Linked DNA regions of Homo sapiens: region 2 is linked to region 1. The links are chromatin loops, found by intact Hi-C in ENCODE. Cell type or tissue: Caco-2. All regions are shown on one strand. Each heading gives the region's core, and the rest is flanking DNA. Links, peaks and the distances in the headings are about the cores only.

Region 1 (15,820 bases), core at 8,508-11,007:
CCACCTGGCTTGCTCAGGGTCACCCCTACAGCAATTGTGCCCTCCACACACTCCCTGTATCCACAAATTCTCCCTCTATTGGGATCGCCCTCATCAGCATACAAGCGTATTATAAAATCTCTCTTCTTTAAAGAAGGAGCCAAGGCCCTTCCTTGAACTCACTTCCCCACGGGTTGACGTCCCATCCCACTATTCCTCTTACAGCAAAACTCCTGAAGAGCTGCCTGTATTCACTGCACCAATTCTTCTCTCCCATGCACTCCTGAATACGCAGGCAGGCTTTGGTTCTCACCTCCCACCAAAGTGACCACTCAGAAGGTCACTGATCATTTCCACCTTGCAACAGCTGATGGTCGATTCCAGTCCTCATCTCATTTGACATATCAGCACTCTTTGGCTCTCATTAAAATCCTTTAATTTGGCTTCTAAGGCACCGCTCACACACAGTTTCCCTCCTGCCTCACAGGCTGCTCCTCCTCCCTCTTTTCCTTGCTAGTCCTCCTCATCTACAGGGCCATAAACACTGGAGACACGCAGGCTCAGTCCCTGGTCCTTTATATTCTCCACCTACATTCATCTCTCCAAATGATCTCATCACATTGACTTCAAATAAACCTATGCACTGAACCCCCAAATCTTCATCTCCAGTAGAGATATTTCCCCTCCCCCTCAGACTCCACACATCCAACTCCTAATCAACAATCCACTTGGGTGGTTCATGGACATCTCAAACTTAACACATGCAAAGTTAAACTCGTAATGCACACAAACTTATTTTTCCCATAGTCTTCTTTACCTCAATAATTGGAAACCCCAATCTACTTTGGAATTATCTTCGAGGAGTGTACAAATACGTAGAAAATCAAAATACCAATTGGTCAGGTCAAAAATTAAGGAGTCATCCTTCACTCCTCTCTTCCTGTCCCATCCAAAGACCAACAGCAAATCTTGTTGGTTCTATCTTTAAAATATATCCAGAATTCGACCACCCGTCATCACTGCCACGCTCCCACCCTCACTCAGCCACCATCTTCTTTTGCCAGAATTACTGCCATCACCTTCTAACTGGTCTCCCAGCTTCCACCCTTGCATCCCTATAGTCTATAAGAAAACAGTCATCAGGGTGATCATTTAAAAGCACAAGACAGACAAATCACCCTGTGCTTGAACCCTGCTATGGCTCCCCATCTCACTTGAAATAAAAGCCTAATTGTTTCCAATAGCTTACAAAGACCTGCAAGATCTGACTCCACCATCTCTCTGACCTACCCTCTTAACGTTTTTCAGGATAAGGAAAGAAGGAATGGCTCCTATCCTTTTACAAAGAAAAGCATTAAAAAGCAGTAACACGACAAAAGGAAAACTTGCCCTGTAAAATGCCCCCCTCCCCCCGCCCAACATTCCATTTATTTCATGTTGCCAGCTTTATAGCAAACCCAGAGGAAGACACTGAACTTGGGTTCATTTTTTTAGATGACAGAGAAGCTAAGCTTAAATTTATTTTTAAAGAAACTGAAGAACATAGATTTAATGGGCAAATTTATACTTAAATAAGACTTTAAAGAAGACATTAAACCTACTGAAAACACTGTCTTTCAAGTTCTTTAGAAATCCCTATTTAGAATAAATAATAACTTACATATTAACACAATCAACCAAAGGAACTTAGACTTGACGGATCTGCCACATGTAACTGGTTATGAGCCAACCTTTGCCGATATCTCACAAATGAATATACTGATGTCCGCATCCCCACCCATCATTTCCTGTCTCTAGCCTCAGCCCCACCTCCCAGAAGGGCTAACATGCTCTCAAAGAACACCCCACTGTGTCAATGCTGATAAAACTGAGGATCCAGTGTCCCATGAGATGACCTTTGAGGTGTCCTTACTGACCTCCAAACACGCTTCCTTTACCTTCCCACTTGCTTTGTAAAAATTCATGCAATATAAAAAAAGCCAAAATAGCACACATTTGGAAGGCATTAAGCCTTCTGTTAAAAATTAGCTGGGATTTTGATTTTCTACGTATTTGTACACTCCTTCTCGAAGATAATTCCAAAGTAGATAGTGCTGAGATTTTACTTCCCAGCTCTCGTTTCTGAAGCTTGGGCCTCCTACTTAACTGTTAGTGGGTTAGCAGGGTACCAGGAAGTTAAGCCTGGGGCCTCCTCACACACTACTCTTTCAAATAAACACATGGCCAGAAAAGTAATAAGGAATTGTAGGTGGTATTCACCTATTCTTCTTTCCCTGTGAGCGCTAGTACAGCTGGTCTTTTTCTTTCCTGGACTGTAACCTCTTTCCTTCTGAGTCGCTTCCTTTTCTGCCATAAATTCAAATGCCTACCGCTCCTCTCCAAATTCGCTCCTCTCTGCTCTAATAAATTGCCTCTTATATTTTTGTCTTACTGCCTTGCTCTGAATTTACACCTTTGTCTCAAGAACGCCAGTGCTTCAAAAAATATTCCATTATTCCTGGTGTAAGAAGCTCAGGCAATTTCTTCCTGAAAGTGGGTTTCATTCTTAATTTTCTGTATTAACAAATGTTCCTTTAACTGCTTCATCCCCAAATTGTGCAGACAGGCCAGTTAGGATTCTGACCTTTCATGCTTGCACGCCCTTACAGGCCAAACTCAGTTAAAAATAATACCAGATTCATTCATTCATTCACTCAACCAACAAATAAATAAAAGGCATCACAGCAGGTAAGAAAGTATAGAAAATGTGTTGTTTGTCCTTAGGGAGCTTATAAGCCAAATAAATATATAGACTCAAAAGCAGTATGAAAGAAGGACCTATGGGCACACATTATATAGTATGAATACTTATAAAACAGAGTTGTGCTTGTCCACTCCCAACGGAAAGTGATTCTTAATAAAAGTGAAACTGCAATCAACAATGTGTACTTCGGCCTCTCTGCAGCTCAAACTACATAGGCTCCCGTGACCTATATATTTCATATTAATAGAAGTCCTTTATTTTATGTTAATATGGTAAATAAAGCATAACTTGCCCAGCTATTTTAGACTTTCTGGTTCTGAATTTGGAAATCAAAGCATGGTTCTGATTCTCATTCTCTAAGTTCTCTAAAGAGTCAAGTTACTTAGAAAATGAACATATCCTTTTATTTAGCACAGAGTAAATTCTTCTAGATTGGTTTCTCTTCCAAGACACCCTCTACTGCCCTGATTTCCACTTACTGCCTATTGTGTATGTTTCTCACTTTCCTACATCAAAAGAGGATGCTTAACTATAAAGAACTTAAACACGGGATCTGGAAACGCAGCAGCTGTAAAGACCTGCCTCTCACCACAGTGAAAATGCTGGGGGATGTTAAAATTGAAGTCGAGTTACTATGTATTTCAAAGTGCTTTGATTCATTAAACAGTCATTTTTTATTTCAAAGCCATTATATCAGAGTTATTTGCATTGCTACTGCATAAACTCTGAGATCTATTGTATTCAAAAATGTTTTATTATGTTGTTTTCGCCAAAAAGATGAATACGCCTTCAATTTTAAAATGAAAGTCTTTGGGAAAGGAGTTTTCAATGCACAGAAACTCACTTCACAAAAAATACCAGGTCTTGAACCACATTTAAAGTGCCCCTGTATTTCATATTGATCCTCCATAAAATACATTTTTAGCTTCCAAGGGAGAGTCTCTCATCTTACTCCTGTCACTCTAGGAATCCAGAAAGGAAAAAAAACATGATATTAAGAATCAAGCATAGCAAAGTCATTTTATAACTAAATTCTTTAAAGGATACTTATCCAAGCTTCACACAGCAATAAAATTTCCAACAATTACTAACAGCTAAGCCATTAGACACAGCTAATGACCCAATACTGGATAGCCATCCTCTCTCAACCCCAAATCCAGTCTGTGTGACCAGACACCTACCGCTCGCCCTGGCTTCCGGGTAAGAGGGAGCATCCTCAAAAGTGAAGAACTGGGGCACGCTCTGGCCCAGGTAAGAGGGAGGCGGGTAGTAAGAATGCATCCTGTACTGGGAGCTCATTGCATGGCGGTTCTCCATGTTCTTCATCTGCTTAAGAAAAAAGAAGAAATATACTGAGATCAACATTGCATGTCACAACTAGTACAATAATTATCTAGTTCTTTAAAACAAGGTAACAGGCTGGGCACAGTGGCTCATGCCTATGTTCCCGACACCTTGGGAGGCCAGGGCGGGAGGATCGCTTGAGCCCAGGAGTTCAAGACCAGCCAGGGCAACACAGTGAAACCTCTTTTCTACATAAAAATCAAAAAATTGTTTGGGTGTGATAGTGCACGAGTGAGATCTCAGCTACTCAGGAGGCTGAGGTAGGAAGATCACTTGAACCCAGGAGTTTGAGGCTGTAGTGAGCCGTGGCTGCTTGCACTACTGCACTCCAGCCTGGGCAACAGAGAAAGACCCTGTCTCAAAAAAAAAAAGCAAATTAAGGGAATAGCCTATCTAAGTTGGAAGTGGCCTCAGCCATGAATATGCTCTTCCAATGTACTGGGCCTAGAACTATGATGGTGCCCTTTCTATCTTAAGGTCCCCTCTAAAGCACCCCTGAAATTCCTTCTGTTCATTTGGTGCTCGATTAACCAGTACAAAAGAGAACAGGGTGGTGGAGAGGGGACAACACAATCTGCTGTAACACTAACAAATTTGTTTGAACGGGCGCAAGTTATCAGACCTCTTCCCATGTTTCTTCATGTGCAAAACTGGAATTTTATCTTGGTTACCTTACAGTGTTCATATAAGGAGAGTATTTAAAATGACTATAGGCTGGACGCAGTGGCTCACGTCTGTAATCCCAGCACTTTGGGAGGCCAAGATGGGCAGATCACAAGGTCAGGAAATCGAGATCATCCTGGCTAACACAATGAAACCCCATCTCTCCTAAAAATACAAGAAAATTAGCCAGACGTGGTGGCGGGCACCTGTGGTCCCAGCTACTTGGGAGGCTGAGGCAGGAGAATGGCGTGAACCCGGGAGGCAGAGCTTGTACTGAGCCGAGATCGCGCCACTGCACTCCAGCCTGGGCGACAGAGCGAGACTCTGTCTAAAAAATATATATATATTAAAAAAAACAAATAAATAAATACTGTAAAACAACATGCAAACCATGTGTAATGGGAAGCTGTGGACATTAGCACAATGCCATGCTGGATCCTGTTAGTCGGTGTCTGTTCCCTGCAGCAAGAACAGGAGTCTGAGATCTGAATTCTGGAGGTGATTTGGCTTCTGCTAACTGGACACATGGGGCAGAGCAAAACTCGGAAGGCAGTAAGGAGGCACAAGCGCCCCTCCAGTGGCAGCTGCATGTGAGCACAGCAGTCATTCATTTTTTTCCGGCAACCAGACCCTGCCTTTAGGACCATGAGATAGCTTTTATATAAGAAGCAGTTCATTCCCTGTGGCTTCCTGATTCTCATTCAAAGCTAAGAAGATATGACTTGATGGCTTAGAAAGGGCCCCCCCTCCATTTCCACTTTCCTGGCCCTGATGACTCTGATTGTGTAAGACCCACTTCCATGAACATCTAGACCCTGTTAGAGACACCGAGCATTCAACTCATGATCACATCTTCACGGCAACAACAGAGCTGGACTTCAGTTATTTATGACAGTCTTTTAAAACTTAAATTTAGATGGTACTCGCTTTTAAACAAAATTCGATCTAAGGGAATGTTCAAGATAAACCAATTCTGTCCAGAAATATGAGTAATTTCAAAATAATCCAAAATAATTCAAAATCATGTTTTTCAATCAAGTATTTTAAATGGTACTTGAAAAAGAAAATAGCACTAACTTGACAGAGCCTGGTAGTGTAAAATTAGGCACTGGGCTTCCTCAAGATTTTCTATGAACATCTACATTCTGGACAATTCACCAACTAACACTGGCTTAAGTGTACTTTGGGTATTATGGTGCTGTTTGGTAGAAAGAGCTAAGTCCCTGATTTCTGCCTGATGCTTTGAGCAGCTCAAGGAATTTATTTTTGATCTCTACTGCTCTCAAGCTCAAATCTATGTTCTCATGAGTGGATTACTTCTTCTGGAGAAGCAAAGATACCATTACAGGTGATTATTTCCTCTCAAGTGAAGTTTACCTGGGTAAGTCCCCTTTATCCTTTCTAGTTTGTTTTTCTGAAGTATATGAAATGGTGTCTCTTCTAGGCCAATCACTCCGTTTTCACTTTCTACCATTACATTAAATCTTTTTTTTTTTTTTTTTTTTTTTGAGACAGAGTCCCACTCTGTCGCCCAGGCTGGACTGCAGTGGCATGATATTGGCTCATTGCAAGCTCCGCCTCCCAGGTTCACGTCATTCTCCTGCCTCAGCCTCCCGAGTAGCTGGGACTACAGGCGCCCGCCACCATGCCTGGCTAATTTTTTGCATTTTTAGAAGAGACAGGGTTTTACCGTGTTAGCCAGGATGGTCTCGATCTCATGACCTCGTGATCTGCCCGCCTCGGCCTCCCAAAGTGCTGGGATTACAGGCGTGAGCCACCGCGCCTGGCCACATTAAATCTTTACTAAATAGAAGGTTAAAGAAGCTATACTCGGAAAACAGCCAAAAAGGAAAAACTGGCTACCCCTAATAAATAAGACCACACAGCAGAAGAGCCCATTAAGAAGCCACTAAACCATTTAAGAGAAAAGGGACAATCATGGTAGCTGTTTACTACACACACCCAGTTATCAATTAGAGCACTGCAGCATCTTTTGATGATTCCCAGCAGCTCTCAATGCGCATATGAATGGCCAGGGGGTCCTGTTAAAATGCAGGTCCTGATGGTAAGACTGGGCTGGAGATGCTGATATTGCTGGTGCCCAGGGACTAGAATACGTGATCCTTCCTCTCATACTTAGTACCTCTCAGAACCCAAGACCAAAGGAAACCCTTTAAAAAAAATTGTTTGAGACCGAGTCTCACTCTGTTGCCCAGGCTGGAGTGCAATGGCACAATCTCGGCTCACTGCAACCTCTGCTTCCTGGCTTCAAGCGATTCTCCTGCGTCAGCCTCCTGAGTAGCCTACTCTACAGACATGCCCCACCACGTCCGGCTAATTTTTGTATTTTTAGTAGAGACGTTTTCTCCATGTTGCCTAGGCTGGTCTCAAATTCCTGGCCTCAAGTGATCCGCCCGCCTCGGCATCCCAAAGTGCTGAGATTACAAGTGTCAGCCACTGCCCCAGCTTAAAAAAAAAAAAAAATTACCAGTTGCTTACAACCATCCAGTTTCCAGCTGAACTGGAAAAGTGAAACTATGTAAATAGCAATTTTTAATTTTCATTCTTTTTTTATTTTTATACACAAAATTCCCCAGAACTAAAAGATTTTTTTCAGGGGTCTGTTGCCATCTACAACTGCTGCAGCAGTAAAAACTCAAACACACTTTGAATTGAAAAGCCATTTGTGTCTCCATAGACTTCCTTAAGTCAATTACACAGTCTGAGTAGTGAACACTGAATTAGAAGCAAGGTGCCGACATAAGCCGTAATATAAATAATGGAGCCTCCCTGCTCTGGGGGCTGAGTTTGTCACATCTACTTCAGGTTTGACAATATCTTCAAGCCAGTTCTTCAAGGAAAATGCTTTTCAATTTTGCCAGGGTACAAGAAAACAGATAGGATTTGGGCCTAAATGCTCTGCAAAATGCTGGATGTTTTTTTTACTATGAAAGTTTACACAAACCTTCCTTTCAAAATGTTTGAAAAATGTTGATCATGAGTCTATAGCAGGTGTCAGCAAACTTTTTATTGTAAATGTCAAACAGTATATATATTTTAGGCAAGCCATACAGTCTCTAGCAATTTGTAAAATGAATGGGCATGGCTGTGTTCCAATAAAACTTTATTTGTAAACAGTGGCACTGGTTCCTTCTCAAACTTCACTCTCACTGGAGTAAGGTGAGAAGGGAACTCAGTACTGATGCCTGGACTCCACTCAAGAAAATCTGGTTTAACTGCTCTGGGATGTGGCCTGGGCCCTGGATATTTTCAAAGATCCCAGTTAATTCTAATATGACACCGAGATTGAGAACCAGTGCTCTACAATTACCAACATATCGTCCATATACCTTGGAAGTACGAGATCCCAACAATCCCCTATATTAACTAAAACAGGCTAAATCTGACAAATAGACTGGCTAACGCTGCCAATCCCAATGTATGTATTATTTGACAAAAAGATGAAGATGAACAGTAAAATTCTTTTTTTTAACTAACGCTTACTGGAAAATAAACACAATTTCAAATCCATGCGTGTGCTTATTTATTCCCTTAATTCCTTTTCCATGTTTTCCAAAAGCATGAAATAAAAAGAACTATTAGGAAATAGGAATTTAGTTATTTATATTCAAACATTCACTATCCTTAATGAATCCCCAAGATCACTGAGCTATAAAAGAATTCCAGTAAAAGAAGAAAAAGATACAAAGGGTCAGACTCCATTTGAGGTTACTAGAATGTGAACTGATATGGTTTGGCTCTGTGTCCTCACTCAAATCTCATCTCACACCGTAATCTCCACGTGTCAAAGAAGGAACGTGGTAGGCGGTGGTGATTGGATCATGGGGGCGGTTGCCCCAATCTGTTCTCATGATATGGAGGGAGTTCTCTTGAGATCTGATGCTTTAAAAGTGTTTGGCAGTTTCCCCTGTTCTCTTTCTCCTCTCTCCTGCTGCCTTGTGAAGAAGAGAAGGTGCCTGCTTCTTCTTCGCCTTCTGACATGACTGCAAGTTTCCTGACGCCTCCCCAGCCATGCGGACCTGTGAGTTAATTAGACCTCTTTTTTTATTTATAAATTACCCAGTCTTGGGTAGTATCTTTACAGCAGTGTGAGAACAGACTAGTACATGAACTTACTGAGGTCATCAGTCACTTCAGCTACATCCACCTCAAAGAATCCACAAACAACCCATCCACGTGACAACTTGCTCATAAGAAGAAAAGGACAGTTCTATGTGTTTCTAAGTGCATGTGTAGCAATATAAACAGGATGTTAAAACTGCAATTCATGGATGGGCGCGGTGGCTCACGCCTGCAGTCCCAACATTTTGGAAGGCTGTGGTGAGTGGATCACCTGAGGTCAGGAGTTCAAGACCAGCCTGACCAACATGGTGAATCTCCGTCTCTACTAAATACAAACAATTAGCTGGGTGTGGTGGCAGGCGCCTATAATCCCAGCTACTTGGGAGGCTGAGGCAGGAGAATCGCTTGAACCCAGGAGGCAGAGGTTGCAGTGAGCTGAAATTGCACCACTGCACTCCAGCCTGGGCGACAGAGTGCGACTCCATCTAAAAAAAAAAAAAAAAAAAAAAAAAAAAAAAAAAAAAAAAATGCAATTAACCCAGAAAAAGGCATGGCAGAATGCAATTTCAAACTAAATTACTTCCTGCTCTCTTCTAACTTTAAAAAGAAAATCACAACCCTGCTACTTTTGGCTTAAACAAAATGGGAAATTAACGAAGCCTTTGAAACTCACTTTACTTTAAACCAGTAGTTCTGAACTAGGGGCAGTCTGATCCTCCACAGGGCATCTGGCAACATCTGGAGACGCTTTTGATTGTGACAAGGGGGCAGGGAGTTGATGCTGGCATCTAGTGGTCAAGGTCAGGGATGCTGCTGACTGTCACTACAGTGTAGTGTCCCACAATTCCCACAGGACACAGAATTAACCAACCCAAGGCCTGAACAGCGCCAAGGTGAGAAGCTCCCTTTAAACTAACTGAGCACCACCCCTGTGCTCAGTCCCTCACCTCCAGCTAGAAGAAAACAGCTAAGTGCTGCTGAGGGACAAGAGCGGCAAAGAAATCAGAGGAGCCACTCAGTTTTCCTAAAGGGATATATATTTTTCTCCTTTGTGAAATGCCTCCTTGTTTCCTCTCAAGGTTTTTTTTTATTCCTTCAAGCTAAGCAAATAAATAAACCAAGTAAACCCTAAAAACCCAGGATTCCAGTGAATGATGACTACTATTATTATTAGCAGTGGTCACTGGCAAGCAAGAGGCATGTTTTATACGTTATTACCCATCCAAAGTCTCTGAACCAGAGTACGACCCATGGATAAGAGCTGGCTGGTGGAGGATGCTCATGGTGTTAGTATTAACTTTGCAGGCAACCCAAGACCTTGGAGTTGTGTTCTATTAAATTGTTAAGAATATGCATTACAGTAAACCCGAGCCATAATTTCCTTTTATACGTGTTAGCCACCCTATTTTATAGTAACAATAATATCTGAAAAAAAAACCATAAAAATGTTTGAGTTCACTTCTTTTTTTAAAAAAAAAAATCCCAAATACCAGTCACTGGTTATCTAGTAACAGTTTAGATGAGTGCCTGGTCTTGCATCAAAGTGAACAGTCTATCCAGGTGAATGACTAAAAGGGATTTGTGAAGACCAAATTGTCATCTAGTTGTTTACTAAACATCGCATGGCTGCATAAAACTGGAGTTGATGTAACAAAGGGGAACAGTCTTTTTTTTTTTTTAATTTCTAAGTTTTTTCATTTGTTTTTGAACTTATATCAGATGATGCCTTTTTCATTAAAAATGCCTGTGCTCACATTTATTAAAAGTTTTCATCATCAGTATTTAGGTATCTTGATTCTTCATGCTTCAAGACAAAAAAATCTTCAGCGTTAAGTTCGTATCTCTCTAGAGCTTCATTCAGCTTCACTGGAGGCTCTAAGTAATGCTCATTTGCAGAAAGGGGAACAGTCTTAATGAGAAGAGTTATTCTATAGGATAACATTCCTAATTGCAAACTGATATTTAAACAAATAGTGTAATGACTCAGCCAGGCACAATGGCTCACACCTGTAAATCTCAGCACGTGGGAGGCTGAGGAGGAAGGATTATTTGAGCCCGGGGGTTGGAGAACAGTCTGGGCAACATGGTGAGACTCCATCTCTACAAAAAATTTAAAAAATTAGGCAGGCATGGTGGTGCACACCTGTGTTCCCAGCTACTCAGGAGGCTGATGTGGGAGGATCGCTTAAGCCCAGCAGGTCAAGGCTGCAGTAAGCTATGTTTGCCCTGCTGACTCCAACCTGGGTGACAGATTAAGACCCTGTTTCAAAAAAAAACAGAAACAAAAAAACTCCCTTGGTATTCATATGTGGCTTACAGTCTTTTAAATGGCAAAAGCTGTATTTGGGGTAAACCTTTGGTTTTCTGAACAGAAACCTTTTTATAAAGGTAGGACTCTTCACAGGCTGTAGAATTCTGGGTCTTCTGGTGGTGCTGGGTGTGAAGGCTGGGGTTGACTTTTACCCTCATTAAATGATGGCTTTAGTTTTAATAGATGCTTCTTTTCGAACCATCTAAATGGGATGCCTGTTCCCAAGCTCACCTAAGCACACACCGTGAACTGTCTGAGCCTACAGACTTCACCTACGCAAAGGGCTTCACCCAAAAAGCCCCGTTCACCTTCTGAAATACACACCTTATTCATTTTTCAGCATTCCATATTTCACAGCTGAGAAAAAAATTTTAATATATAGGCTAAAATGATTGCTATTATGCACACATTTCAGAGATTACCAAAGCACCAGGCCAAATGCTGAGGTGTGTGACCCAAGCAGATTCCCACAGCGAAAACCCGCCCCTCCCGACTTCCTTTCCTTTTGTGTCCAGAGCTCTGAAGATGAGTCCTTTGCTCCCTTCCTCTCCTGCGCTCACCTTGCTTTCTCTTAGGTGGTCCTGCTATGGAATGCCCTCCACTTCCCTCCTAGAGGGAGGAAAGAACCGAGGCAGGCAGAGACAGGCACTTGTGAGGACTCAGCCTTTGTAAGGGATTCCCGCAAAGGCCAAGAGGATCCTTCAACGTGTGTGGGGTGAGGGGTGGACAGGGGAGGGGTGAAGCTGCTGTGCTAAGCGTGGGGCTGGGGCTGGGCATTCAGATGCTGAAGAACCCAAGAGTCCTTTTTCCAAACGAAAGCTCTCCCTCCAAATGCGCCCAGGAGAGGTGGGAGGGGAAAACGGGGGAGGAGTGGAGAGGAGGACGCTCACACAACAGGGCAGAGAGAACCAACCATTTCAGAAGTGATTCATTTAAGATGTTTTAAGTTGCAAATCCCAAATTTCCCACTACACATGCAAAAACAAAAGAAAAAGTGTGGGTGGAGTTTTCAAAAAAAAAGAACCAAAGGAAAGTTTGTATTACAGTAGCTCCAAAAATAAAAATAAACAACAGCCCTAAGGTGAACCATAAAAAAACAAACAACTCACATGGAAAAACAGAACCAAAATTGAACACAAGGATATAAAGCAAGCCCTCCCGCAATTTCCATAAATTGTGGAGAGGGCATGGAAGAGAAATTCACATCAGTCTTTTTTAAAAAAACATTTTTAGAGACAGGGTCTCTCTGTCGCCCAGCCTGGAGTACAGTGGTGTGATCGCAGCTCACTGCAGCCTCAATCTCGTGGGCTCAAGTGATCCTCTCACCTCAGGCTCCTGAGTAGCTAGAACTACAGGCGCACAACACCAAGACCAGCTAAATTTTTTATATTTTTTGTAGAAACAGGGTCCCACTATGTTGCCCAGGCTGGTCTTGAATTCCTGGCCTCAAGTGATCCTCTCACCTTGGGCCCCCCTCCAAGAGCTAGGATTACAGGCATGAGCCACCATGCCCAGCCCACAACAATCCTGAATACCCATTAAGGATAGAAACCCCATAGGATATCAGGATTACACTTGTATTTATTAGTGGTCCATTTTGCTTATCTTTAGCCCAGAAGCAATTCAGATGTGAGTATTTTGACATTTTACAAAGGCCAAATTATTTTTTTAACTTGTGTTGTTCAACTGTTTTCACCATCTGCCATCAGTGGTACTGACGGAACAACAGTGTACTTCTTGAGACCATGTTTTCCAAAAGGCAGAAGTGTTACCTTTTATAGGGCCCTCAAATAATTCAGTATGCAGTCAGTGTGTGTTATATACATATAACACACACACACACACACACACACACACATATATATTTTAGAGAACTGTATGGAATTGAACAGAATGCAATAGAATAGAACAGAACAGAATAAAAGAGAACTGTATATAAGAATTCATTGCATATACAATTTGGGTAAGGGGTAAGAACTGTTCTACAAAACTTGTCATTTTGTGTATGTGTGTGTAAATATATACTGGAATACAGTTTCTTACTGTGGGTCTCAATCTAAAATGTTTGAAAGACACCAACGTATAAATCAGGTAAAGGGATGCAAGTACCTCTAAAAGGAGGTAAACAGTAAGAAAAAGCCAAATTTTAAAAAATGTTTCCTTTTCCTAAAACCTGAAAGGGTCTTGGTGCATATCAGGGGGTTCACAAAAGAGAGTGGGGTGGTTGGTTTGGACCAGTGTCTGGCTGGGACTAGCTCAGCGCCTTCTTCATCTTGAGAAATCTATGCAGGATTTTCCAGTTCCTGGGTTGGAAACCTACATTTGTCTAGTTCACAAATCTAAAATACAGACCCGGACTTCCCAACTGAACCCATGTATACCAGGCATAAATGCAAGTACCATTTACATAAAAGCAACTAAGAAACAGAGTTTCAGTAAAATGGCTGGAGAGAAAGGAAATTAAAAAGGTTGTATTTTTTAAATTTGGTTAATAATGATCAGCACGCTCCACTCTCTCACATGTCCAGTCTCTGAAGGCATCTACAATGCTTCTTAAGACTGGGGTGTGTGTTTGTACGGATGGGGGTTGTACTGATGATATTCTTAATGTTAATTTTCCTGAGAAAATACTGGTTACTGACGATAAGATTAACCAAATTTCAGAGGAAGAAAATGAGCATCTATTGAGAAATAATATAGAGACTTGTTATCTCATGAGTCTTCATAATTTAATAATCATTGATATAGGAAGAAACTGCTCAGAGAGATCAAATAACTTGGTTCTGGTCCCAAGGAATTAAGTACAGACAGCAAGATTCAAAGTAAATCACCTCAGACGCTTCTGAGATTTCTCTCTACTAAACCAAGGAAACTTTCTAATTTTAAATGAAGGTATCTGCTTAGTATAAAGACCTACTTTGCTGCCTTTAGCTTTTAACAACTCTTCGCATTGTCTCTACTTCTGGAGCAAATAAACTTTTTTTTTGATTGTCTGAAAATGAGAAATGATGCCCACAACCGCACATTTAGGAACTTTGATTTCAGAACCAGAAACATCAGAGGCATCCATATCTGTTCCCACCTTGATGGACAAACTTAATTAACCTTTGCTACTCTGTTCCAACCTACTGTTTTAGACAAAACTAGTGACCCAGAAACAATATGTCACCATCACAATCTCCAGGGCTGCGACATCAAGAGATATAGCCCTATCAGCAGTATAGGAAAATAAGCCACTTGGATTAGCTGCTGTAAGAAATATGGATTATATTCATGTCACACATGAGCTGTCAGAAACATTAGGATACTTTTAGCATAAATCAGCAGTGTGAAGGGTGTCTTATGAGCACAGAACATGAGAGCCTGCCGGGAGGGCAACGTGAGGCTGTCTGGGGCCACATTCTAACTAAGCACACGCACACACTCACATCCTTTACCAAACTGGTATTCAAGATCCGACGCAGGCTGGTGACCTCTGATGGACACACTCAACTTGTGGGTGGCAGGAAAAAGCCCTGCCCACTCTAAGACCATGAAGGGAGTCCACCTCCAACTAATTGAAATGACACAAGAATGACCAAAAGCATCACGTTACCACTGTTCCCTAAAGTACATGGATTTGGAAGAGTGTGTGAGTGTGTGTGTGTGTGTGTGTGGGTGTGTGTGTCACAGAAGCATCTTGAGAGACAGCATGCCTAGTGATTTTCCAGAATTTCACGGCTTTAAAAGGAAAACCAAGAAATGTGCACTGCCCTGCAAGGAAAGCAGAGACACCACGGGAACAGAGGTGCCTCTCTGCAGTCAGGCAAACTCCAAATCCAGCTTCCCCGTTTCCAGCCGTGCAGTACTAGCTAGCTACTTCATCTCCCTGAGCCCCAGTTTCCTCATCCACAAAAGGAGGCTCACAGCCCGGAAAGGCTGTGTTTATGGATGAAATGGAATAGGAGACAGGAAGTGCCCAGCAGCGTGACACTGTTCCAGGGCTGTTCTGCTTGCACCCTCCTCTTCCCCTCACGGGTCCACCTGCTTCTGTCAACGGGAGAACGGGGCACCGCAATGAAAGACTCCTCTTCGGGGTTTGCAAACAAATGACTCAAACAAAAAACCTTTCCATTATACACTTTAAAGGTGATTTTAAGTACATAAACTTTAGTTTGACATGTCCTGCAGTGCCACACACACACACACACACACACACAGACACACACACACAGGGGCAAGGGAGTGAGGAGACAGCGAAATTTCCAGGCCTTCCCATTTTTTGGTTTTATACAAATACTCCAGACATAGAATTATGTCTGCCTTCCTTCCCCTAGAACTGGGACTTGCCAGAAAGAATGTTGTGAGAAGGAATGTGATAAATAAAATGTGGGGATAATACCTTTTTCCCTGTTCCTCAGTCTATGTATGAACACCCCTTCCAGGAGGCTGTGCATCTCAATGGTGATGCCCACAGGGCCAATGCTATACCAAGGAGGGGGTGCTGAGGGCAACCCATCCTGGGGGGAGGCAGTAAGGGGGTGCACTCACTGTGGGATAATTTTTTAAAAATAAAATCCACTAAAGTCAATCTATCACCATGCACTGGAAATTCTAAACAATAGTTGTGATCAAACACTTGTCCCCACCCTGCCTCTTGGCATGCCACAGCAAGGGCTCATCTTTCCACAAGGCATCACAGTTCTCCCCGGGCTCTG
Region 2 (15,820 bases), core at 6,170-8,669, 98 kb before region 1:
AAGAAAATCACTTAAACCCGGAAGGCAGAAGTCACAGTGAGCCGAGATGGCGCCACTGCACTCCAGCCTGGGTGAGAGAGCAAGACTCTGTCTCAAAAATAATTAATTGGCCTGGCGCCGTGGCTCACACCTGTAATCCTAGCACTTTGGGAGGTCAAGGTGGAAGGATCACCTGAGGTCAGGAGTTCAAGACCAGCCTGGCCAACATGGTGAAACCCTGTCTGTACGAAAAATACAAAAATTTGCCGGGTATGGTGGTGCACGCCTGTAATCCCAGCTACTCAGGAGGCTGAGGCAGGAGAATTACTCCCAGCCCGGGAGGTGCAGGTTGCAGTGAGCCAAGATCACACCGCTGCACTCCAGCCTGGGTGACAGAGTGAGACTCCGTCTCAAAAAACAAAAATAATAATAATTAATTAATTAATTTAATAAAAAATAAAAATAATTTTTTTAAAAATGAAAGGAAGCAGAGATATGTGGAGTCAAGATCCCAGAAAGAAAAGAGGCACAGAGAGGTGACCTGATATTTGGCTACTTTTCCCTTTAAGCTTTTTTCACTATATAATTGGTGACCAAGAGGCAGAGAAACTGAGCAGAGTTTTTGGAGCTGGGGAGACAAAATTGGGGTTTTGGAGGAAAGGTCCAGTGAAACACCTCAGATTTTCTGTTAAGACCCCTGAAAGCCTCTACTCTGGGATTAAAGATAATGAATAGCACTCACAAATACAGAAATCCAGCTCAATCCCAGATTGGATAAAGTAATTCACCCTCAGCTCAACTGCCTGGAAGAATCAGGTTACATGATTGTGGAAGTCAAAAACTCAGAAAAAATCAACAGATAAACTATTAGAATTAATCAGTGAATTTAGCAAGGTCACTAGATACAAGGGCGAGGTTAAAAAGTCCATTTCATTTCTATATATCAGTAAGAACTTTTTTTATTTTTTGAGAGACAGTGTCTCACTCTGTCTCCCAGGCTGGAGTGCAGTGGTACAGTCACGGCTCACTGCAGCCTCGACCTCCAGGACTCAAGCAATCCCCCCACCTCAGCCTCCTGAGTAGCTGGGACTACAGGTATGCACCGCCATGCCCCGCTAATTTTTGTATTTTTTGTAGAGACAGGGTCTCACTATGTTGCCCAGGCTGGTCTCAAACTCCTGGTCTCAAGCGATCCTCCTGCCTCAGCCTCTCAAAGTGTTGGGATTACAGGCATGAGCCACCATGCCCAGCCCCAGAAAATATTTTAAGACAAAACTTTAAAATCTGTACCATTTATAATGGCATCAAAAATCAAATATCTAGGAATAAACCCAACAAACATATGTGAGATCTCGCTACATAAATCTACACAATATTATTGAGCATAATTAGGGAGGACTTAAATAAACGGAGAGATACATTCTGAGTCAGAAGACTCAATAGTGTAAAGATATCAGTTCCTCCCAGATTGATCTATAGATCTGATTTAGTCCCAATCAAAACCCCAGCAGGTCCTTCTGTCCAAATCGAAAATATATGTGGAAATGCAAATCACCATGAAAAGTCCATAAAATCTTTAAGAACAAAATTGAAGGGCTTATATGGCAAGATACCAAAACTGATTATGAAGTTATAATAAGACAATGTGATATTGGCAGAGGGATAGACAAATTAACCAATGGAAATAATCCAAAAACAAATCTTCCTATAGTCACTTCATTTACGGCAGAAATGCAATGCAGTGGAAGAAAGAGTCTTCACAATAAGTGGTGCTGGGCCAACTGGAAATCTATACAGAGAAAAATGAATCTTGACCCCTACCTCACCCGACACACAAAAATCCATTCCAGATGAATTGCAAATCTAAATGTGAAATGTAAAGTGGAAACATGTAATACCTTCATAACCTTGGACTTGATTAAAATTCAGAATTTCTGTTATTAATACATCCAACAATAGACTTGAATTCACAATATTTAAAAACTTCTACAAATCAATAAGAAAAAGACAGATAAACCAATTTTAATGGGAAAATGTGAATCTACACTACATAAAAGAGAATATCCAAATGGCTAATAAGCATATGAAAAAGCGCTCAACATCACTAGTTTTCAGGGAAATGCACATAAAATTACACTGAGATAATCACGGAACACCCACCAAAATGGCTAAAACGTAAAAGACTGACAGTACCAACTGTTGGCAAGGATGTAGAACATCTGACACTTTCATGCACTGCTGGTAGAAGTATAAATTGCTACAAACTTTTGGATAACTGTTTGGCAGCATCTAGTTAAACTGAACATATGTATACTCTGCCTGAGCAATTCTATTTCTACGAATATACATAACAGATATATGTACATATGTTCACCAAAAGACATGTGTAAGAATGCTCATAGAAGCACTCTTTGTAGTAACCACACCCAGAAATAGCTCAAATGTCCATTATCAGTAGAATGGATACAATGTGGTATATTCACATAATAGAATACTGTACAAAAATGAAAAGAAGCAACCGCACGCAACAATACAGATGAATGGGCCGCAGACATAATGCTGAATGAAAGCAGCCAGTCATGAAAGAGGACAAACTTTATGATTCCATTGTTATAAAGTTCAAAAAAGGCAAAATGAATCTGTGGTGTCAGAAATCACCTTGAGAGTTGCCTTTGATGGAGGGGCTGGCAGTAGGAAGGAGAGGAGGCTTTGAGGTCCTGGCACTGTTTTCAGTCTTGGTCCAGGTGCTGATTGCATGCCTGTGTTCACCTTGTGAAAAAAACATTTGGCTAGCCAGTGACTTGCGCTCTTTTCTGTATGAATGCTGTACTCAACATCTATTTTTAAATAATTGATAATCTGAATTTTATTGGCTTTGTTTGTATTTACTTTGTATAAGAACTATGAGGCTATCAAGATTATAACTAGTTACGTTCATGCATATTTAAATTTTATTATAACAAAAATAACTTGAGAAGACATTAAGATGTTAGAATCATTTTTAAACTCCTTGTCTGAATTTTAGATATTGATGAGTGATACCAGATATAAAAATTAGGAAATTAAACTTTTTAAACTTCTTCCCACTTCCCTCTCCCAAACTTCTGTTTTGTCGCTGTTAGTTTTGTTATCTTGTCTTTTATAATATATTTATGTCCTATTCAGTGATCATAAACCTTGTGGTCATTTTCTTAATTCTAATTTACATTGTTCACTTTTCACCACCCACCTCTTTCTTTTACTTCAACTTTTTCATTCTTGAATTTGTCAGATGAGACCACTATTCAATATATAAGATAAAAAGACAAAACTGAAGTTACTGCTTTATAAGAGACAACTGTGCTGATCAGCAGAGCTGACTATGGATCTCATACAGGGTTTAGGGGAAGGTGGAAGTTAGAGACAGGATTTCCAGGGGTGTAAGTGGGCTGACGTCATTGATGACACTGTTGTTGATTGGTTGACACTTGGAGGCCTGTTTAATTGAACTTCCTCCTTTCAGAAGGGAGACCTGACACTGACTGGTTGGCTTTGAAAAGTGTGTTCACTCAGTTGCCGCGTTGTTGATCTATTGGCAGGTGAAAAACAGGGATATGTCCGAAGTCTCCTAATGTATAACAGTTCCATGTTCTTGCCGTTGTATCATCTCAGGTTTTTAGCTCTCTTCTCCTGTGGGTATTTTTCTCTTCTACACTAGCTTGTCCATCTATCTTTGTGTGTTCTGTCCCTCTGGTATCTTTTCTTCTCTAATATTCTATACATTTTCATGTTTTTTTTTTTTTAGACGGAGTCTTGCTCTGTTGCCCAGGCTGGAGTGCAGTGGCACAATCTCGACTCACTGCAACTGCCACCTCCCAGGTTCAAGCGATTCTCCTGACTCAGCCTCCCAAGTAGCAGGGATTACAGGCACCTGCCACCACGCCCAGCTAATTTTGGTATTTCTAGTAGAGACGGGGTTTCACCATGTTGACCAGGCTGGTCTCGAACTCCTGACCTCAGGTGATCCACCTGTCTCAGCCTCCCAAAGTGCTGGGATTACAGGCGTGAGCCACCACGCCGGCCAATGTCATTTCTTTTCATCTTTTTCATGCTTAAGGTGGGCAATGCCATCCAGATGTTCTATAATCAGTGGCACAAAATTAACACCTCATGAAACAAACTTTTATTTTCTTTGGTCTGTCTGGTTTTTTCTTTTTTTTTTTCTTTTTTTCGAAAAGGCAAATTTGTTGCCAACATTTAAAAGTTGGGAGGTGACACATAAAAATTCAGAATTTCAGCTTCTCTTGAAAAACAAAATCAAAGACGTGACAATACCGGACTTAAGTTGGCAGAGAGCAACAATCACCTGGAGTATTATTTTTTATAGCTTCATGTATTTTAATACAGGAACGGCACAGAAGACAGCCAACATTAAAAATATATACTTGCATGTAGGACAACTCAGTTAGAAAAGTCTGTGGATGGAATCTGCTGTATGATAAAAGTGCTACAAACACCAGTTAGTTGCAGTCAATAAGAAATTTGCTTGTTTTTAAAAAATGCAAATGCTGGCATCGTCCAGAAACATTTAACAGGTGTATTTGTAATTGCTATAAAGTTGAACTGCTGAAACTTGTTCAACAAAACTTTTGACTTGCATGAATGCTGTACATCTCATTTATATGAACAATTCACACTCAGATGAAAATGGAAAAACTGCCCATACCTGATTTCTGTCTCCTGTTTTTCCAGTCACAATCATATACTTAAGTACCTTTTGGCCCCACGAAAAAAAATGTCTATTGTTCACAACTACCAAAAACAGGAAGAAGAGAGTTTTTATTTTTTTGAGAACGAAACGTGTTTCTCCTCATGGTAGATTATTAAGCTGTTCTCCACGTGCTAGCTGGATGCCTTTTGGCATAATTGTTACATGTCTGGCATGGATGGCACACAGGTTGGTATCTTAAAAAAGGCCAACCAGGCCAGCTGCAGTGGCTCACGCCTGTAATCCCAGTACTTTGGGAGGCCGAGGCGGGTAGATTACTTGAGGTCAGGAGTTCAAGACTAGCCCGGCCAACATGGTGAAACCCTGTCTCTACTAAAAATACAAAAAAAAAAAATTAGCCTGGTGTGATGGCGCATGCCTGTAATCCCAGCTACTCAGGAGGCTGAGGTGGGAGAATCGCTTGAACCCAGGGGAAGCGGGGGCAGAGGTTGCAATGAGCTGGGATCGCGCCATTGCACTCCAGCCTGGGTGACAAAGTGAGACTCTATCTCAAAAAACAAAAAAAGGCCAACCAGGTAGGCCTCCCTTGCCTCCTGCAAAGCACCAACAGCTGCACTCTAGAAGCACAGATCTGTTTTGATGTCCCGTGCAATTTCTCTCACCAGGTGCTGCAAAGGAAGTTTTGAGTTGTAAGTTCAGTGGACTTCTGAGACCATCTAATTTCATGGAGTGGCACAGTGCTAGGCCAGTAACGATGAGGTTTCTTTAGCCCTCCAATATGAGGCCCACTCTTGTGAGCAGCATTTGTAACCAGCTGCTTCCTAGGTGCTTTACCCCCAGTTGATTTGTGGGCAGTCAGCATGGTAGGAGCCACAGTATAGAAACTTCCTTCCCTACCCACCTTCCTCAGCTGGAGCTCAGCAAGCTAGTGGTGGCTGCGAACACAATTTGGAGACCGTTTAACATCGGCAGTTTTCAAATGTTAGTGAGCATCAGGACTACCAGGAGGGCTTGTTAGAACACAATTTTTCAGGTTGGGTGTGGTGGCTCAAGCCTGTGACCCCAACACTTTGGGGGCGCAGAAGCAGGAGCATCACTTGAGGCCAGGAGCTCGAAACCAGCCTGGGCAACATAGCAACACCCCATCTCTATGAGAAATTGTTTTAAGAATTAGCCAGGTGTGGTAGCCTGCCCTGTAATCCCAGCTACTCGGGCAGCTGAGACAGGAGGGTCACTTGAGCCCAAGAGTTCAGGGCTTCAGTGAACTGTGATCATGCTACTGCACTCCAGCCCAGGAGACAGAGTGAGACCTCTGTCTTGGGGGAAAAAAATCACAATACTCTTAACCTTTCCCACAGGCTGCCTATTTACTCCGTAGGTTTTCTTTTCTTTACATCGGTGGATATTAGTGAGAATTCTCAGAATTTCATCACCAGCCTCCTTTTCTTGAATCACTCCAGGCAGGTAGGATGGGATTGGTAGGTACCTGTGTGGTCTACACTAGAAGCTTCGATTATTTTCTTGGCCACCATGTTTTAAAGTTTCTAACAAGAATTTGTGCCTCTTAACCTAATTTGTTTACTACTGGAGAGTTTTTGCTGAGTTTTGGCACTTTTTGTTCCTTTTGTGAGATCTTCAGGAAGGAGCTATAGGCCAACTTCCTGTACCCTCACTGTGGTAAAATCCAGCTCTGGGTAATTGAATGGTCCTGCTCTAAATGGTCAACCTCTTTCTCAATGTTTGTCCTACCACCACACCACTTCCCACCCCCAGAGATTAGAATCAGTCTGGAGCGAGGGCCAGGTATCCAGATCTTTAGAAGCCCTCTGGGTCGTTCTATTGTGATGCCAAAGTTGAGAGTCACTGCCACAGTTCGGTGCTTTTCAAATGTTAGTGAGTGCGCCAATCTCTAGGGTCTAGCTAAACTTCAGATTCTGAATCAGTATGTCTACAGCGTGGCTCCAGAGTCTGCCTTCTAGCCAGCTCTCAGTGATGGTACTGCTGCTACTCCTTAGACCACACTTGGTAGCGAGCTTTTAGAGCTAACTCAGCTAATGATCTTGCCTGGGTACGCTTAGTGCCCCGTGTCCTCAGACTCAGTGTGGCAGATGTCCTGTCTAAAGCACGGAAGGCGATGTACAGAGACTACTTTTTGGAAATTTTCTGGGACTTTTGTGGAGTGAGGTCGGGTCATCATAGAGTAAGAGCCAATCACACATTGGACCCTGAAGCTAGCCACTTCTAATTATAGCTACTGGACATTCACAAATTCTTAGGGTTCCAGGAAGGGCATGGAAAAGACAGAAACATCCCCTTAAATCCTACTTCAGAACAGGACATATGATTTTTGCCTAGGTACCTATCATTTGTCATCAGTTCTCCAAAGGATAAATGGGACCACGCAGAGAAATGGCATCACCAGCATGTCCCAGCATGTCACCCACATGCCACAGTGAGAGGCACAGGAGTGAGGCAGAGCCAGAAAGAGAGGAACAGTGAGCAATGTTCCCACCTTCTGAGGAGCTGATGGGAGCCCAGGCAGCCGACTGCACTTTAGTAAGCGTGAAAGACAAGAAGACGTCGCTGAAGCTTATTCTTGTGAACACTCAGGGTAACTCTGAGAGTGGCCACAAAACCTGGGCCCAGGGCCAGGCTGTGTTAGCGCAACAGCACCACTAGATGGCGCCATTGGCTCGAGGAGCACAGAGTGTCCGCCCGGTGCTGGTGAGGCTTGTTTCAGCCCCGCTTTAGGACACGATGCTTAGATCCGTAGAACGAAAATGATGGAAGTGAAAGATCAGGGCTGCTACAAGATGCTTTTCATCAGGCCAGAGCCTTTCTTTTTTCCATTTTAAAATATTTATTTTTTATTGATACGCAAATATTTGCACATATTTATGAGACACGCGTATCTTTGGTTACATGCATAGACTGTGTAATGATCAAGTCAGGTTATTTATCGTATCCATCACCTCGAATATCATTTATACGTATTGCAAACACTTCAAGTCCTCTCTTCTAGCTTTTTTTTTTGAAATATACAATACCTTGTTGTCAACTCTGGTCATCCTACTCTGCTGTCGAACATTAGAACTTATTTCTTCTAATTGTGTGTTTGTACCCATTAACCAACCTCTCTTTACCCCCATCTCCCACTACACACCCTTCCCAGCTTCTAGTGTCTGTCATTCTACTACTCTCTATCTCCATGAGGTCAGCGTTTCTAGCTCCCACATATGAGTGAGAACATTTGACATTTGTCTTTCTGTACTTGGTTTATTTCACTTAACATGATGACCTTCAGTTCCATCCATGTTGCTGCCACTGACATGATTTCACTCTTTTTTATGGCCAAATAGTATTACATTGTGCATATGTACCATATTTTCCTTATGTATTCATCCATTGATGGGTATTTAGGTTGATTCCATGTTTGCTATTGTGAACAATGCTGCAATAAACAAGAGGGTATATGTATCCTTTCAACATACTGATTTCCTAACCTTTGGATAAATACCCAGCAGTGGAATTGGTGAATCATATGTTAGTTCTATTTTTAGTTTCTTGAGAAATCTCCATACTGTTTTACATAATGGCTGTACCAATAATTTACATTTCCACCAAAGTATATAAGAGTTCCCTTTCCTCCGCATCAGGCCAGAAATCTTTGACATTCAGAACAACCTAGCAATGTCTAAGGGGCATCCAGCTGTCGGTGGCTGACCAGGTCACTCCTGTTCGCATGACAGAAGGATACCTGGAGGAGTCTTTGTGCCCACTGGATTAGTGAAAATAAAATCTTTTTCTACCAACTGGTGGAATCCTCTTTTGAAGTAAAAAATCTTTTCCATTTTTTGTTTTCACTTTTTCAAAGTTATTATATATTGAAGGCTTATATGAAAGGAAATGTGGTAAAGGCTTCAAGTCCACTTAATCTTCACAGTAGCCTTGTGGCCTTGTTATTATCCCCATTTTACAGGTGGGGAAATTGAGGGCTGAAGACATTAAAGCCTCTAACCCAAATGATGAAGCCAGGACTTGAACCCAGTTAGATCTGTCTCCAAAGCCTATGAACTTAACCACTGTGCTACACTACCACCCAGTCGGTATTTATTCAGAAACGCACATGTCTAGACAGTGGCCTTTCTCAGTCCAGTATTGTGTGACTTGCAGCAAAAATATCTTACAGAGATACGGTGTGGTAGGGGAAGAATGGGGATTTCAGGTGCCCATAATCGGGTATCTAACCCATTCTTTAGCAGCTAAAAGTTCCCAGAACATCTTTATTTCCCTTCTTCCTTCTTCCTAGTATCTCTTCTTAGCATGAAATGCTGTCAGCTGCTTCTACTAGCTGAAAAAACAACAGCTGCCTCCACAACCATCTAGAAAGGGCCCTGCACCTGGTGATTCAACGCCCTCTTTTTGCTACTTCCTTTCCAGGCCTGTCTCTCCCGCATCAACCTAATCTGTGAAATGGAAAGCAAGCTGGTTGCATTAATTCTTACTAAAGTGTACACAACTGAGAGTCATTGCAACATATTATCCAAATATCATCCAACTAAGTGGTGTTTGGCTTTGGGGCGAAAGGAATGTGCTGAGATTTCAGTGATGATATTTCAGCCTACATGCTTTATTACAACTCAATGCTTTTGCTGATTCGAGGAGACAGACCCTGAGGAAAAGACCAAAGGCAGGGACAAAGGGTAAGGCCTGCAAGTAGAAAGGATCGATTAGTAATTATGACATTTCACACACATCTGGGGCTAAATATTCTATGGTAATAAGGAAAGCTAAAAAAAAAAGGCTATTTCTTTCCTAGGCTAATTCCATGGCCTGAACATAATATGCTGTTCTTTGTTTCCTCAACTGGAGAAGGATAGACTACTTAAAAAACAAGAAACCTGAGGAAGCCATTGGCCACTTTAACAATGATATAAACTATTCCAAGGTGACAAAATAACTCTAGTTTTCTTTATATACAGAAAAAACTCCAACTAATATGTGGAAGCAATGGTAGAATTAGAAAATCCCCGCTGGGTGCAGTGGCTCACGCCTATAATCCCAGCACTTTGGGAGGCCAAGGCAGGTGGATCACCTGAGGTCAGGAGTTCAAGATCAGCCTGGCCAACATGGCGAAACGCCATCTCTACTAAAAATACACAAATGAGCCGGGCGTGGTGGCGCGTGCCTGTAATTCCACTCGGGAGTCTGAGGCAGGAGAATCACTTGAACCCAGGAGTCGGGAGGTTGCAGTGAGCCGAGATTGCGCCACTGCACTCCAGCCTGGGCAACAGAGGGAGACTTCCTCTCAAAAAAAAAATTAAAAAAAAAAAAAGGAAAATCCCCATTTTTCAACCCCTAATTGAAATTACTGATTCCAGCAACATAGTGAGCAAATGAAAGGTTGTAGAGAAAAGATGGAAAGTGGAGTTTGCAATGGAGGGGTTGTCTGGCTGACGTTACTGACCCCTACTGATCTTGCCTGGTGGACAAAAGACCCACTGTGTCCTTTCGGAAGTGACGCAGTAGGCAGTGGACCAGCATCTCCTGGGAAGTACATCTCCCTCAAACATTTGAACCCATATCAAAGAAGCCTCTAGATCTGCTTCCACTCTACAGGAAACATGGGGGATCCAGGAACAAATTAAGTGACTCCACGAGGAAGCAAACACACAGTTTCAGAATGGAGAGGATTCTGCTGAGCAATGGACTCCGTTTCCTCACAAAGGGGGCGTCCACTGTGCAAATGAAGAGACGTAAGAAACATAGAACCAAATACAGCGTGTGGACCCCCATCAGACAAACCCACGGTAAAGGGGGAGCGAGGCTGGAGATAACTCGGAGATTTTTATGAACTCGGTCTTATGATACCAATGAATTACTTTTAATTTTGTCAGATCTGATCATGGCATTGTAATTATATATGACTATGCCCATTTTTAGAGATGTTTACTGAAGTACATAAGGGTGAAATGACATTATTTGCTTTAAAGACTACTTACCTCATCCAAAAGGAAGAAACAGGAAATGGGATGGATGGGTCAAGTGTCGTGTAGTCTTCGTAACTGCTTAATGTTGGTGATGTGTAGATTAGGGTTCATTTCACTATTCTCTATATATGTGGGCCTTTTATTTTTTTAATAATAAAGTTTTGTTTTGTTTGTTTTTTGAGACAGGGTCTCACTGCGTCACCCAGGCCAGAGTGCAGTGGTGCAGTCACGGCTCACTGCAGCTTCAACCTCCCTGGGCTCAGGTGATCCTCCCACCTTAGCCTCCCAAGTAGCTGGGACTACAGGTTCTTGCCACCACACCTGGCTAATTTTTTGTGTGTATTGTTTTGTAGAGACGGGGTTTCTCCATGTAGTCCAGACTAGTCTGGAACTCCTAGGCACAAGCAATCCATCTGCCTCGACCTTCCTAAGTGCTCGGATTACAGGCGTGAGCCACTACACCTGGCCAAACATTTTTTAAAAATCAAAAAGACATGCTCACTTCAGTGACATCAAGTAGGACAAAAGACAATTCAATAAGTTGATGATATTTTCAGCTTTGATGGAACGCATCCACAGCCCCTGGCAGAGCTCATCATCAGGGTCAGGTCCCTGAAATCATCCATGTCAGGTCCCAAATATCCCGCTTGTAAAACTGCATTGCATTCCATTTACCCATCTCAGAAAGATAGATGGCGCCATCAGCCTGGTTAGGATTGGTTTCAGTGACCAAGCATTTCTAATGAGAACACACTGCAGAAACCAACCACTTCCTTGCATAAGACATTCAGCTACAAACCCTGGTGGTTAAGCTGCGATGGGTTCTGCCAGCTTTGAGCTTGGGTCACAGACCTGTTCAAGGGCAAGTGTTCTTCCAGCACTCCGAGAAAGAGATGGCTGTTGATGCAGATGGCATCATACGAAAAGCTCACCTCCATTCATAAGAAGAGAATGCAAATGAAAGCATACTGAGATTTTCAAGTTGTGGGAAATCACAACTGAAAACACACTCACTGGGGATGTGGGGCAACTGACATTCTTGTACTTTATTGGTGGGAGTATAAACTGGAAAAATACCTATAAGGGGACAAATTGGCAGTATCTAGTAAAATTACCAATGCATGTACGCTTTGCTGCAGGAATTCCTCTTTCATCAATTCATGCAACTTATACTTGCTCCCAATTCAAATCACATTGGTCTAAAGTTATTTATTACTAAATCGTTTAATAGTAGATGACTTCAAAACTTAACATACTTACCAGAAGGGGACTGCTAAATAAACTATGGAACAGCCAAATACTATGTAATTTTTAAAATTTTTATTTTAAATAAAATTTTAATTTAAATTTAAATTTTTAAATGAAGAAACTATCTTTATAATTATATTTAGCTATCTCCAAAACATAGTAAGTGGACAGAAAAAAAAAGGCAAGGTAAAACAACTGTGTATATAGTATACTATAAATAATGTTTAAAGAAAATGAAAAAAGAATACTTATGCTTGCATGTGCATAAAATATATCTGGAAGGGCTGCGCATAGTGGCTTATGCCTGTAATCCCAACGCTTTGGGAGGTTGAAGCAGGAGGATCACTTAAGTCCAGGAGTTCAAAACCAGCCTGGACAACATGGTAGGATCCTGTCTCTACAAAAAAATAACATAAAATATAGAACAAAAATTAGCTGGGCATGGTGGCGTGTGCCTATAGTCCCAGCTACTAGTGAAGCTAAAATTAGGAGGATCACTTGAGCCTGGGGAGGTCAAGGCTGCAGTGAGCCGTGATCATACCACTGCACTCTAGCCTGGGTGACAGAGCGCTGCCTTGTTTGTAAAAAGAAAATTAAAAATAAAATATTTCTGGAAGGATGCCCAAGACACTAAACATTGGTTGCACTCAGGTAGCTCGGAGGAGGGAGAATTTTCCCTGTAAACCTTTTTATGTCTTTTTACTTTGGAGCTCTGTAAATCCCTGACCTTTTCAAAAAATAAAAACAATTTCCTAACAACAGAAAACAAAAAACTGTCGGTTGACTTTCAAACCAAGCTTGAAAAGAAAACATCATATTTTAATTAGGGGCTAGTCTGGGACTGGGAGTTGGAAATTGTACCCACTGGAACGTGGGCCACTAAATGGCAAAAAGAAAAAAAACACAGTTAAATTTCCCTGTAGGGGCAAAATATTTCACATCCAATTAAAGCCAACTTACTATAGCTGGTCAAATTAAGGCCAGTTTCATCTTACACTCAGGCTTCACTGTCCTGATGAGCTGGTCTCTGAAATCCTGAGGAGCAGACTCTGGAGGCTGGGCATGTCAGGGCCCCTGAGCCTAATGGCCCCAGTGTCAGCCCAAGATGGGCTCTCGGATGTGACTCTCAGGGGGAAATCCAGCTCCCCACAGCAACTGTGTGACCCTGAAGCAGCGTGTTAGTGATTCTGGGCCTTCTGCTGGGAAAATGCATGTATCAAGAATGCATCACTGAAACAGCACACAGTGGACTCGAGTTCATTTTTCAAATATATCTGTTCAAGTGAAGACAGAGCCTGTTTTTAAAATCTATGAAACAGTTCCTGTTAAAAAAAAATAGTACAGGAGCAATAAAAAACGTACCTACCTTTTAGGGCTGCTGTGAAGATAAGTTGAGTCGATACACGCACACAAAATAAAAGTTAGCTGTGGCCGGCATGATGGCTCACACCTGTAATCCCAGCGCTTTGGGAGGCCGAGGTAGGCGGGTCACCTGAGGTCAGGAGTTTGAGATCAGCCTGGCCAACATGGTGAAACCCCATCTCTACTAAAAGTATAAAAATTAGCTGGGTGTGGTGTTGGGCGCTCATAATCCCAGCTCCTTGGGAGGCTGAGGCAGGAGAATTGCTTGAACCTGGGAGGCAGAGGTTGCAGTGAGCAGAGATCGAGCCATTGCACTCCAGCCTGGGTGACAAGAGCGAAACTCTGTCTAAAAAAAAAAAAAAAAAAGCTATTATCATCAGGAAGGAAACATAGGATTTGGAACTACTTAAAGCTCAACATATCTGTAGCATCTGTTCTGCTTGACAGCAGTCAGTCATCTTAAAGGTCAAGCCAGTGTATCTACAGACCACACCATGTGACCACTCTGAAGAATGACAGAATGTAGGATTTTGGAACTGAAAGGGCTCATGTCCCTGTGGTGTCACCTCTTAGTTTCATTGTATGCTTTTCTCCACAGCTTCCCAGGCATGCAGAAAACTCTACCTCCTAGCCCTTTCCTCTAAGTGAAGCCATGGCACTGGATCCAGCCAATGAAATGTGAGCAGAGGTGAGGCCCTGGAAAGCCCACCAGCACACCCTCCCCTGCCAGGAAAACCACGTGTGGAAATGGTCAAGCCACAGTAAAGAAGGAAACTAAAGCCAGAGTGGCTGTAATCCCAGCATTTTGGGAGGGCAGATCGCCCAAGGTCAGGAGTTCAAGACCAGCCTGTCCAACATGGTGAAACCCCGTCTCTACTAAAACTATAAAAAACTAGCCAGGTATGGTGGTGCATGCCTGTAATCCCAGCTACTCAGCAGGCTGAGGCAGGAGAATCATTTGAACCTGGGAAGCGGAAGTTGCTGTGAGCCGAGATCATGCCACAGCACTCCAGCCTAGGCGACAGAGTGAGATTCTGTCTCAAAAAAAAAAAGGAAACAATTCTTGTGTCACTGCCTAAAGAGCTGCCAAACCCATGGCAGATTCTGCACGGGTTAAAGTTTTAAAATAAACCTTTATGTGTTAAACCACTGAAATTTTGGAGTGTGTTAGTGAAGTGTAACCTAGGCTACCCCACCCAGCCCTTACTGGCTTTAAAGGCATTCCTATTTTCAGCAAGGTTACAGGAGCTTACAAAATGGTTTTGCTTTTAGAGGGAATTTGACCCATGTGGTGTGATGAAACCAGTTAGCTTTCAGGCAGGCCAGAACTTACAGGCTGTTTGTAACATATGTCATTTGCTTGGGTAGACAGATCTTTGAAAACATCGGGTCCATGTGCTCGCTTCAGCAGCACACATACCAAAATCGGAATGACAGAGAGAACATTAGCGTGGCCCTGAGCAAGGATGACTCACAAATTTGTGAACCATTCTATAAAACAAACAAACAAGCAAAAACTGGAACCACAGTGGCATAAGGTTGACAAAACAGAACTTTTGGTACAAAAAAGTTGGGAAACATGGATAGTTGTCCCCTTGTTTTAGGGATGAAAATAGAGACCCTGGGAGAAGCAAGGGACCTGTCCCAGGTCACATGTAAGCCTTATAAGGAGCAAGTCTCCAGGTCAGACGTCGAGGGTGAGGGGTAAAGAGCCCTCCTGCTTTAGATCAGCCTGGTCAGGCTCAACAGGCACTCAGGGATTCCAGCACCCCAAAAAAAGTTCCTCCCTGTTCTAGGGAAAATTTTAGGGAATTGAATACCCTACATGGATCTGTCCCAAATTCAGCTACAGGAAAGAAGCACAAATGAGTGAGACCAAGACAGGGAACATCTAATTTGTTTCCATACGATATTGACAGATCTTCCACCTTTTCCAGAAATGCCTAAACACTCGGTGCATACGTGAGATCTCTGGATTTTTCAATGTTGGCAATTACTTGAAAATGAAAACAAAAACTCTGTACTAATCAAACAAAATACACCTGAGGGCTGGATTAGGCCTTCAGCCCATTTTGTTACCACTTCAGCTTTCCTGTTTTCTTAACTGCAGGGACATGACCGAGGCGACAGCTATAGTCATACCACAGACACATCGCTTCCGGTAGGGTTACAAGATTTAGCTAACAAAAACATAGGATGCCCAGTTGAATTCAACTTTGGATAAACAATGGATAATTTTTTAGTATAAGTATGTATAGGCCATACATATATTGTAGAGCATAATTATGTCCAGGGAATATTATATAAGTATTATATCATATGCTACATGTATCAGTATTATATATTATACTTACATACTATTCCCTGGACATAGTTATATATATATATACACACACACACACACACACACACACACACATAAAAATATATACCTATACAAATTCAGCCTGGGACATCCTTATGATAAAAAATTATTCACTGATTATCTGAAATTCAAGTTTAACTGGTGTCTTATATATGGACCAAGACAGTT

Evidence for each region. Hi-C counts contacts between places; a loop is a spot of excess contacts. Peaks named below come from ENCODE experiments on the same cell type or tissue, not always from the same donor. Only the 100,000 strongest peaks of a DNase experiment are listed, where the experiment ranks them.
Region 2: a loop joins it to region 1, with 6 times the contacts of the local background. A loop is called at or near these places in 5 of 110 quality-filtered maps.

The regions. Positions count from the first base shown.
Region 1 is chr9:904,991-920,810 of GRCh38, reverse strand. DMRT1 (doublesex and mab-3 related transcription factor 1) reads right to left here. Exons shown (of 5, transcript NM_021951.3): 4 at 3,904-4,048. Among named protein-coding and RNA genes, the nearest start is that of DMRT3, 64 kb to the left of the region's middle. In Caco-2, for the core only: no CTCF peak of the experiment used is centred there; a DNase peak (open chromatin) is centred at 9,580.
Region 2 is chr9:1,000,826-1,016,645 of GRCh38, reverse strand. It overlaps the pseudogene RNU6-1073P and the pseudogene H3P29. Among named protein-coding and RNA genes, the nearest start is that of DMRT3, 32 kb to the right of the region's middle. RefSeq lists a silencer at 7,249-7,448. In Caco-2, for the core only: a CTCF peak has its summit at 7,366 (motif pointing right); a DNase peak (open chromatin) is centred at 7,375.